Regions from separate parts of the Homo sapiens genome. Here region 2 is linked to region 1. Evidence: read pairs that join two places in POLR2A ChIA-PET (ENCODE). Cell type or tissue: Panc1. All regions are shown on one strand. Each heading gives the region's core, and the rest is flanking DNA. Links, peaks and the distances in the headings are about the cores only. Region 1 has its middle 37 kb from the start of LINC01895. Region 2 holds the start of LOC124904238 (a long non-coding RNA gene).

Evidence for each region. Peaks named below come from ENCODE experiments on the same cell type or tissue, not always from the same donor. Only the 100,000 strongest peaks of a DNase experiment are listed, where the experiment ranks them.
Region 2: POLR2A ChIA-PET joins it to region 1 with 5 read pairs; 1 of 35 experiments calls an interaction of 5 or more read pairs at or near these places.

Annotation. Positions count from the first base shown.
Region 1 is chr18:3,310,526-3,315,910 of GRCh38, forward strand. No RefSeq gene overlaps it. Among named protein-coding and RNA genes, the nearest start is that of LINC01895, 37 kb to the right of the region's middle. In Panc1, for the core only: no CTCF peak of the experiment used is centred there; no DNase peak of the experiment used is centred there; H3K27ac peaks cover 2,914 bases.
Region 2 is chr18:3,872,910-3,878,294 of GRCh38, forward strand. All of the region lies in intron 4 of DLGAP1 (DLG associated protein 1), which reads right to left. LOC124904238 (a long non-coding RNA gene) reads left to right here and starts at 4,916. Exons shown (of 4, transcript XR_007066270.1): 1 at 4,916-5,203. It overlaps DLGAP1-AS3 (DLGAP1 antisense RNA 3), which reads left to right and starts at 5,271. Exons shown (of 3, transcript NR_038895.1): 1 at 5,271-5,382. In Panc1, for the core only: no CTCF peak of the experiment used is centred there; no DNase peak of the experiment used is centred there; H3K27ac peaks cover 292 bases.

The DNA.
Region 1 (5,385 bases), core at 124-5,123:
GACAGAGGGAGATTCCGTCTCAAAAAAAAAAAAAATTAAAAAAGAAAAAAGAATGAACTATTGATATATACAACAACATGGATGAATCTCAAAATATTTATGCTGAGTTAAGCCACACACAAAAAGAGTATTACTGTATAATTCCATTTGTATACAATGACAAAAATGCAAATTAATCCGTAAGAGCAAAAAAACAGTTCAGTGGTTGCCTAGGGACTGGGGGTGGAAAAGAGGAGTGAGGGAGGGAGAGATTGCAGGGACACAAGGACATTTTGAGGTGACAGATATCTTCATTATTTTCAAGCCGTCATAGTTTCACAGATTTATTTACACGTCAAAACTGATCAAATCATTTAAATATGTGCAGTTTTTTACATGTCAATGTTATCTCAATAAAGAATTTTAAAAAATAAAACAAAAGGTTTTCAGGAGTTTGTAATGTGTTTACTCACACACTCCACAAACTCAATTTTATCAAATATTTTTTGAATAAGAAATTTTAAATCTGTCAATGAAATTAGCCCTTTTCAATGATGTGCGTGGCAACTACTTCCCTGTTTTTTTTTTGTTTGTTCGTTTGTTTGGAGACAGGGTCTCGCTCTGCTGCCCAGGCTGGAGTGCAATGGCCCCATCACGACTCACTGCAACCTCCCGGGCTCAAGCGATTCTCCCACCTCCGCCACCTGAGTAGTTAGGACTACAGGCCCACCACCACACCTGGCTAATTTTTTGTATTTTTTGTAGAGGCAGGGTTTCACCATGTTGCCCAGGCTGGTCTGGAACTCCTGGGCTCAAGGGATCCACCCATCTCAGCCTCCCAAAGTGCTGAGATTACAGGTGTGGGCCACCACACCCGGCCTGTTGCTTGTTTTCTAAAACTATACTGAGTGATTTTTTTTTTAAAGCTAAACAGAAAACTTATATTTTCATCAAATTAAATGTATGCTTTTTTTTTTTTTGGCTTGTGGGGTTGTATTCTGCTTAGAAAGAAGATCTACTTCAACAATATGTACTTAAAATTTTCTCACTTTGTTCACAATTTTTCTAGCATTTCCTAACATTTCAATTGCTTCATATTTCTGCCTCAAATTTATTTTGGAATAAGGCAAGAGTTAAAATATGCTTTTCTTTAAATGGTTAGTGAATTGAACCAACAATGTTTATTGAATAATTACTTTTGTTCCACAGATTTTTGTCACCTAAAAATACTTCTTTTTTTTGTTTGTTTGTTTTATTTCTGGACTTTTTAATCTACTCCATTGGTCAGTTAATTGTTGAAGTTTTGGAATCAGTGCTCACTTCTGTTAGGATTAGTCTCCCTCAATTCTCTTCTCTTTTAGTATTTTTTTTTTGCGTAATCATATTCCTTATTTTCTATCTCTTCTTTTTTTTTGTTTTTGACGGAGTCTTGCTCTTCGCATAGGCTGGAATGCCGTGGCACAATCTCGGCTCACTGCAACCACCTCCAGGGTTCAAGTGATTCTCCTGTCTCAGCCTCCTGAATAGCTGGGATTACAGGTGTGCACCACCACACCCAGCTAATTTTTGTATTATTTTTTAGTAGAGACGGGGTTTCACCATGTTGGCCAGGCTGGTCTCTAAACTCCCAACCTCAGGTGATCTGCCTGCCTTGGCCTCCTAAAGTGCTGGGATAAAGGCCTGAGCCACCGCGCCTGGCCTCTAGCTATTCTTTAATATTTTTCTTTTTCTTTTTTTTTTCCAAGATGGAGCCTCGCTCTGTCGCCCAGGCTGGAGTGCGGTGGCGCAATCTCGGCTCACTGCAAGCTCCGCCTCCCGGGTTCACGCCATTCTCCTGCCTCAGCCTCCCGAGTAGCTGGGACTACAGGCGCCCGCCACCACGCCCGGCTAATTTTTTGTATCTTTAGTAGAGACGGGGTTTCACCGTGTTAGCCAGGATGGTCTCGATCTCCTGACCTCGTGATCCGCCCGCTTCGGCCTCCCAAAGTGCTGGGATTACAGGCGAGAGCCACCGCGCCCGGCCTATTCTTTAGTATTTTTCAAAGAACTGGAAATGAATTTCCCAAGGAGTGAATGTCTTTTACTCTTATTGTCTTTTTAAAATTCTTTGTGCATTTGCAATTTTTTCTTAATGTATTTGAAGAATATGTAATTTAGTCCATAAAGATTTATGATAGGTAAAGCCTCACTTCTTTATCATCATAAAATTTTTCTTTATCATTTTTCAACTTTGTCTTTGTTTTGAATTCATCCTTGACTGATGTTGATACCAGCTCTCTTTTTGCTTTCATTGTCTTGAGATTTATTAATCTCTCTTTCCCTTTTATGTTTCTTTTTTTTTTTTTTCTTTTTCGAGATGGAGTCTCGCTCTGTCACCCAGGCTGGAGTGCAGTGGTGCGATCTCAGCTCACTGCAACCTCTGCCTCCCGGATTCAAGCAATTCTTCTGCCTCAGCCTCCCAAATAGCTGAGACAACAGGTGCGTGCCACCATGCCCAGCTAATTTTTGTATTTTTAGTAGAGATGGGTTTCGCCATTTTGGCCAGGCTGCTCTGGAACTCCTGACCTCAGGTGATCCACCCACCTTGGCCTCTCAAAATGCTGGGATTACAGGCGTGACCCACCGCGCCAGGCCCTCCCTTTTTTCTTTCTGAATAACTTTGTTTCTAACTCTCTTATATATGACATTTAATCTTTTTTTAACCCAATCTGATTTTTTTCTCCTATGTATTTACTACATTTATTTTATTTATATGTCATATACTTGATGTTAATTTTTCATCAGAATATATTTATAGTTTTAACACAACCTTTGTTTTGCTTAATGATTTCTGTTTGCTTTAAGTGTGTACTTTTCTTTTTGAAACTTGGAAGTCTGGTTGTTTACTTTTAGATCTTCTAGGCTATGGAATTTTTGTTCAAAATTTTTTAGCTTATTTACTTTTAAGGAAGACGCAGACAATTTAATGTAGAGGAAGGGTTATTAAATTTTCCTCCACATTTTGCTCTATCTACATCAGATCTGTAAGGGAAAAATAATAAATATTCCTCTTTGCCAGACATACAGTCTTATTGCAACTACATATTTGTCCTATATAGCAAATGCAGCCATAGATAGTAAGAGATGAATGGGTGTGGCTGTGTTCCAGTTAAAATTACATGGACAGACACATTGGTATTTCATATGTCAAAACTATTTTTAAATGATTTACAAATGTAAAAACTAATTTTAGGCTGTAGTCTAGATTTAACTCAGCCCAAAAGCCTGAGAGTCAAGAGAGGCAATAGCGTAAGTTCCTATCCAAAAGTGTGCAAGCTTGACACCCAAAAACAGCCAATGTCTCAGTTTGAGTCCAAAGGCTGGAAAAGACTGACGTCCCAGCTCAAAGCAGTCAGGTAGGAGGAGCTTCCTTTTACTCAGCGTTTTTGTTCTATTCAGATCCTCAACTGATTGCATGAGGCCGACCCACATTAGAGAGAACAATCTGCTTTACTTGGTCTATTGATTCACATTTCAGTCTCTTCCAGAAACATCCTCACAGACACTCCTAGAATGTTTGACCAAATGCCTCAGCACACCCTGGCCCGATCAACTTAACACATAAATTTAACCATCACACGTGGCAATCTCAGTTTTCTGTTGCCTTACGTCCCTTTGATTTCTTGTTTCATTGAATTCATACACAGATGCTCCTCAACTTACAGTGGGGTTATGTCCTGATAAACCCATCATAAGTTGAAAATATTGTATGTAAGTAAAAAGTGCATTAATACACCTAACCTACCAAACATCATCTACGGAATGCGTGTCACTTTTGCGTTACTGTAAGGTCAAAACATTGCAAGTGAAACCATCATAAATCAGGGACCATCTGTACTTTAAATTTTTTTCCTAGACTACAAAACTTTGGTTTTAGGAATTTTTCTTCACATTTTAAAGGTGTGTTTCTTTCCAGATAATAGTTTTAATCTTTTGTTCCTTTTTTTTTTTTTTTTGCTATATTTTTGCATTTTCATATACTCCTCTCCATACTACTCTTTAACATGTGGGGCTCTATCCATGTTTTCTATTTTTGCAGATACAGTGTGGATGAATTTTTATTTATTACTTTTCTTTATTATTTTTTCCCATTGCCCTGAGACTCGTCTTCCTCTTAGAAATTCAGTTTGAGGTTGCATCTTTTGTGCTCTGTCTTTTCTCCCAGTGCCTGAGGAAAAGTTGAAGGGAGCATATATCGGTTAGGATTAGACTTGACTGTAATAGAAAAAGCTCAAAGTAACAGTGGGTTAAATCAGAATGAAGTTTATTGCTGTCTTACTTAGAAGTCTGAGTAGGTCATCACAGTTGGTATGACACTCTGCAGTGTTAGAGTCTCAAGCTCAAGTTCACCAGGTGGTTCCAGATGGTCACTCTAGCTCCAGCCATCACATCTACTTTATAGCCAGGAGAAAGAGAGAAGAGGAAATGGGCATGTCCACTCCATTTAAATATCTTCTCACAACATTTACATATTGCATAGGACTTCACCACTGCGATTGCACTTAGCTACAATGCTGGTGTAGAAATATATATTTTCTTCTGAGTAGGCCTTGTGCCCAATAAAAACGTGTAGATTTTTCTAGTAAGGAAAAAGGAAGAACAGACAGTAGGGGCAACTACTGGTTTCTTTTCTTTTTTTACTTTAAGCTCTGGGACACATGTGCAGAACGTGCAGATTTGTTACATAGGTACACATGTGCCGTGGTGGTTTGCTGCACCTACCAACCCATCATCTAGGTTTTAAGCCCCTCATGCATTAGGTATTTGTCCTAATGCTCTCCCTCCCCTTGCCCTCCACCCCTCTACAGGCCCCAGTGTGTGATGTTCCCCGCCCCATGTCCATGTGTTCTTATTGTTAAACTCCCACTTATGAGTGAGAACATGCAGTGTTTGGTTTTCTGTTCCTGTGTTAGTTTGCTGAGAATGATGGTTTCCAGCTTCATCCATGTCCCTGCAAAGGACATGATCTCATTCTTCTTTATGGCTGCATAGTATTCCATGGCATATATGTGGCACATTTTCTTTATCCAGTCTATCATTGATGGACATTTGGGTTGGTAATGCTAATGATTATCTGAGCCTTCAGCAAGTTGTAATCTTTTTGCTGGTGGAGGGTCTTGCCTCAATGTTGATAACTACTGATTGATTAGGGAGGTGGTTGCTGAAGGTTGGAATGACTGTGGCAATTTCTTAAAATAAGACAACAATGAAATTTGCCTCATTGATTGACTCTGTCTTTCATGAAGTATTTTTCTGCAACACAGGATACTGTTTGATAGCATTTTACCCACCACAGTAGAACTTGTTTCAAAATTGGAGTCAATCCTCTCAAACCCTGCCGCTGCTTTATCAAGTAAGTTCATGTAA
Region 2 (5,385 bases), core at 168-5,167, 560 kb after region 1:
TGCCTTTAATTAGTAGATTGGAATTCTGTGAGATCAGAAAGTGTGTGTTACAGGCAGAAACCTCTGACTGTGGCTAACCAAGCACTTTGGTGTTGCCGAAAATGTCTTTAGAAAACAGTGAAACTGAAGGCCAAGAATAATAAAGTTTCTTTAATAACTTCCAAGAAGGCTTTCCTATATATTTTTGATCTTCCCTTTACTACCACTGAGTCTTTCTGGACTGCTGCTTTCTCACAATGTTTTGTCAATTTTTTTTTCCCTTTATTAATTGGACCTGACAATAGTGAGAATAAAAGAGAATCAGAGAGAGAGAATTAACAGAATTCTGCTGCTGATCACTGATTCCACATCCAAAGTTAGCACCAGGCAGGAGCAATCTCATCTTTTTATGAATGAAGAGGGGCATCTCTACCAAGATCAGTGAAAAACAGGGAGAAGATTGTGCAAACCCAATAGGAAATCCATTCAGGAACCTTGACATTCACTTGCTGGATTATTAGGGCAATTTAAATTAAAAATAAAGAAAATCATCAATGAATGTGGTGGATGGGATTTCAGAAAAAGGCAGCAAAGAAACATCCCAGTAGCCAAAGTCATTAGCAGAACTGTTCAGCACTTTCATAAATTGCATGTAAAGTAGTTTTAACTGAATTGGGAGACTTAAAATTGTTCTAACACAAGAGGGAGGAAAACTCAGCCAGGGAAAGAAAACTCCCACTGGGCAAAGATGGAAATAATCTTGAACCAATTATTGAAAAAAATAATTTTACCTGTATTTAAAAGATCCTGGATTCATGCTTATGAATGCTTCCTCAGTGATCTTGTGTGGTACCTTATTTAAGCAGACCCCCACCCCCAAAAAGAGCAATCATCATAAATGTTAATTTTGCAAAGCAACAGTAACTATTCAGAATCCTGGTCCTGGAAAACAACCGATCATATTTCAATCACCAGCCATATAATATCCTCTAAGAGCACCTAGCAGATCTAAGGAGATCATGTGTCAATTAAAGATTTTATAAAGCCCTTGTGGAGACACAGATTTGTAGATATCTGATGTCTCCATCTGCTTTTTTACTATCTGTGCACACATTAATTTGTCAGCTCTTCCAGTCTTTCTAGCCATTATTTAGAGGAGAAATAAAATCACAAATACTACCCCTTCCTTTCCCTACCACAAAAACCATCCAAATCAACACCACACTATTACCAAATACAAAGTAATAAAAGAGTTATACCCAAACCTGGTCAGTCCTTCCATTTCTTGAAACTTGCACACAAACTGAAGAAACCCACTCAGCCTTAAAAAGGTCGATCATTTTGCTTTCCTAAAATTTCATCTCTGGGAGTGCTTTCCTTCTCGGTCTGTCTTGCTCTCTCTCTCGCTCCCTCTGTCTCTCTCTCTCCACTTCTACCGCGGAGAGAGCGTTTTGTTTCCCTTTTCCTGTTTCTACGGCTGAATGAATGCAAAATACACTGTTTGAAGGGATTTTTCTTTTAGGTTAACAGTTGGAAATCTAAAATCTTGCTCTTCTGAATGGCTTTATATGTCAGTCACTCAACATACAACATTTACATAAAGAGGCATAAACAGAACCAAGAATTCTGCTTTTTAAAAGCAAAAACAAAACAACAACAAAAACCACCTTTTATTCTATCTCTGAACCTCTTCCTATTTTATTTATTTAACTATTAAGCACTTACCCTGAGATGTGCCATAAATGCTTTATTCCAAATGTATAAGAGCCAACCACATCTCAACTGAGAATTAAACAGTTTTAATGTCTTCAAATCCATGTTCCTGCTCCCAACCCTAATACAGACAGTCACTGGCAGCGGTACAATAGTTCTAAACAGCAGACATCTGATTCTTGACATTTAAAAATAACAATATTGGAAAAAAAAGGAGTCCCTTTTTTTATTAACTGCAGACAGCTTGTGAGTGAGCACTTATCACTCATAATACAATTGACCGTATTAACTGGGACTTGCAACGATTTCAAGCTACAGTATTTGATTCCTAAGTCAATGTCAGGCAGAGGCTAAATACTTATAGACTTCTCATTTTCTATAGAATCATGGCAATGGCCTAAATTAAGCGAATTCTAAGTGATAATTCCGCAAAGAGAGAAGCAGAGCTTTGCTAGTATTTAGACTTTATTATTGGTGATTACTAATTTCATCTTTGTTAGTCTTGAATCAAATTAGGGACATAATCAGTTGTTTCATTGTTAGTCTAATTTCATATCCATGCCCTCTTAACTTCTCACATGCATATGAGGTCAAATGCACACATACATTTACCACAAAATAAATCAAGTAATAAAATAAAAAATACGCACTCATTTCCATTACTGAAGCATATTACGGAGTTGGGTAGATTTGGGATCAAGTGCTAGCTCCCCCACTTACTGTTTATGTGTTCCTGGGCAAATGATTTAAGCATTTGTGCCTGTTTTGTTGTCTATAAAACTAAAGTAAATAATACTCTACAAAGTTGTTTTGAGTACTTAATGAGACATACACAGTTTCTGGCACATAATAGATATTTGATATACACTGCTTCCTTCCTCTGCTTTGTATTTGGAGGAGGTAGAGATTGGGCATAGTAAATGAATACAGACTTTGAAAGCAGACAAATCAGTTTTGACCCAACGTGTTGCCACATACTAGCTGTGTGTCCTTGGGCAGGTTACTTAACCTAATTTACGAAATCTTAGCTTCTTCAACTGTGAAATATCTCTAGAATTTTAAAGAGCAAATTAGACAACATCTGAAAAACATACAGTAGGCATCTCTGAAATGAGAGTCCTGGGACTTCCAATTCTTGAAAATAGTTCTAATTAGTACTCTGACACATGTAATTTACGAGTTTGAAAATGCATACTGAGATCATACATCTTTTGGACCAAGCGCCTCATTTTCTAGCAGAGGAAGGAGGTCCAGAGAGCTGAAAGCATGTTTCCAGGTCATGTTACTAGTTAGCAGCAAATAAGGACTAGAACGCTCCGGGAACTAGAAGAATAGTGCTTTGCCTACTAAGTCTCTAATATTGAAGTTAAATCCATTTGTAAATCCAGCTTCAATATTAGTTGGCAATTAAGGCAATAGAGCTGAAAAAAAAAAAAAAAGAACTCCAAAGAAACCCTCTTTCCCTCTCTGTTTTCCCAAATTTACTTCTAAGAATGAGCCTATAGATGAAATTATTCCCTTGGAGCTAGCTGGCACGGGCTAACCCTATCTTCCTCAGCAGAGCTTGCACGGGGTGGCAGATCCTCTTTTCATTTCCTAGAAGCAAGAAGGGAGCCAGAAGCCCAGTTCTCAGGAGGTATTTTCTATTCTCCTCTGACCCCATATGAATATATGGCTCTTTCTTCCCTTTCTTTACAGCATCTCTTCAGCCTCAGCACAGGGGTTGGGAGGTCTACACTGTTTTACATTTAATTCTCTTACTAACATACTACCTCCCAACATTGAAATATAGATTTTTTCCCCTAGTTTGAAAGTCTTGCATAAATAGAAGCTTAATACATTCAATATCTATTAATAAGGATTAACTTGGAGTTTAGTTTAAAAGGTTGAACTAGCTTGGTTAATTATTTCCCAATGTAGGACAGAATATGTTAAACTGTTTTCAACCTTTCAATAATTTCAGAATTGAAAACAAAGGTGCTTTGGTGTCAAAGACAGATGAGCTATTACTCTGGGGAAGAAGGGAAGTAAAGGGATTAATATGAGTGTGTCTGTGATCCATTGTAATGAATGTTTTAGTTCTGTATGACGGGTGATGTATACATGGGTGTTTTATTTTTTTTCTTTATACCTTTCTGTAAGCCTCAAACGTTTCATTACAAAAATGACTTAAAGAAGGCAAATAGTTTGAAAATAGAATTTCCAAATCTTTATAGTAGGAGATCCAATAATGCTACTACTAAATCCCATACTTAAGCCTTTAAGATTTCATTCTCATTTTACTGAAAAACTTTAATAATAATATGCTTATTTTAAAGATTTTTATTTTCTTCTTGCTCACCATTTTTGATGCCCTTGATTTCAGGTCTGTGCTAGGGCATATTAGAAAGAGCTTGGTTTTGGCATCAAACATACTTGAGCCTAAATCTCAGTTGTACAACCTCCAGATTGTGGGGCTTTAAATGACTTGATATTTCTAAGTGTCAGTTTCTTCTCTTATAAAAATAGAATATTATTACATTCAGTAATCTTGGGATTATCACAAAGATTAAATGAAATAAGAAATGGGAACACATTTGCTATAGCATCTGGTATATAGTAGATTTTCAATTAATATCACTTTCCTTATCTTTCCACTTTTCACCACTACCTGAGATCGCAACTCCAAAAAGGTATAAAAAAGAAAGAAAAATGAACCTAAGGAAGGAAGAATGTAGGCATATAGGCAGATATAACGAAAACATTTCATTACTAACAAAGGCTTATGCTAGATCCATACACAGCATCCTTTACTCTGATACTTCTCATCTAATCTCATCATTACTTACTTAAGTACAGGTGTTTTTGTTTTTGTTTTTGTTTCCTTTCAGTTTGTTTTGTTTTTGCCACTGGTCATAGAACCTTCGCAGACAAAATGTGTGGTACTCTAGGGCTTTTATCTCTTTACTCCTTACTTTTTGTAAGACAGATATCCTTATCGAAATACTTTACTTTCAGTGGTGGGTGAAGCTTTATGTTCTTAAAGAGTTTCTAGAGCTTTCGGTTGCAACTTTCATTAATGGCCATTTCTCTAAGTTAAGAGACTGGGTTCTAGTCCCACCTCTGCCACATGCTAACGGTTTAACCCACTAAGTATTTACCTTTCTTTGTGTCTACTTTTTCATATGCTAAGTGGATTAAATGATTCTTTGAGCTCTGAAATTGTTATAGTTCTTGATAACTTATTAACATGTAGCAACCTTACAGGAAATTAGGCAACACCAGCTTCAGTGGGAAGTACTGACCACATAATTGTGTGTCGTGTATGAAAACTGTCCATGTGCTGGTGGCTTCTTCTGAACTCCAAGAACAGGCTCTGGCACTGCCCTTGTCCAGGGATTGCCAGCTTGGGGTCTTCTCAGGGATTGATGGAGGCATTCCCAAGGGAGCCAGACTTGTCAGGAGGAGTTCAAAGGGAGCAAAAAAGATGAACTCCTCAAAGGAAGAATTTTTCTTTGCATTTCTTCTTAAGGTGGGAGTGTAAAATGGGAGTGGGTATGTTATACTTTTATAGCTCAGTAATTTTTTTTTTTTTTTAAGATGAGGCTACCAGGAGAGAACAGAGAAGAAAAGACACTCTGAAAAAGGAAAAGATGAGAGTTCTTATGGAAAAATGTGCCTTGGGAAAAATTACAATACTACAGCAAGGAGGTA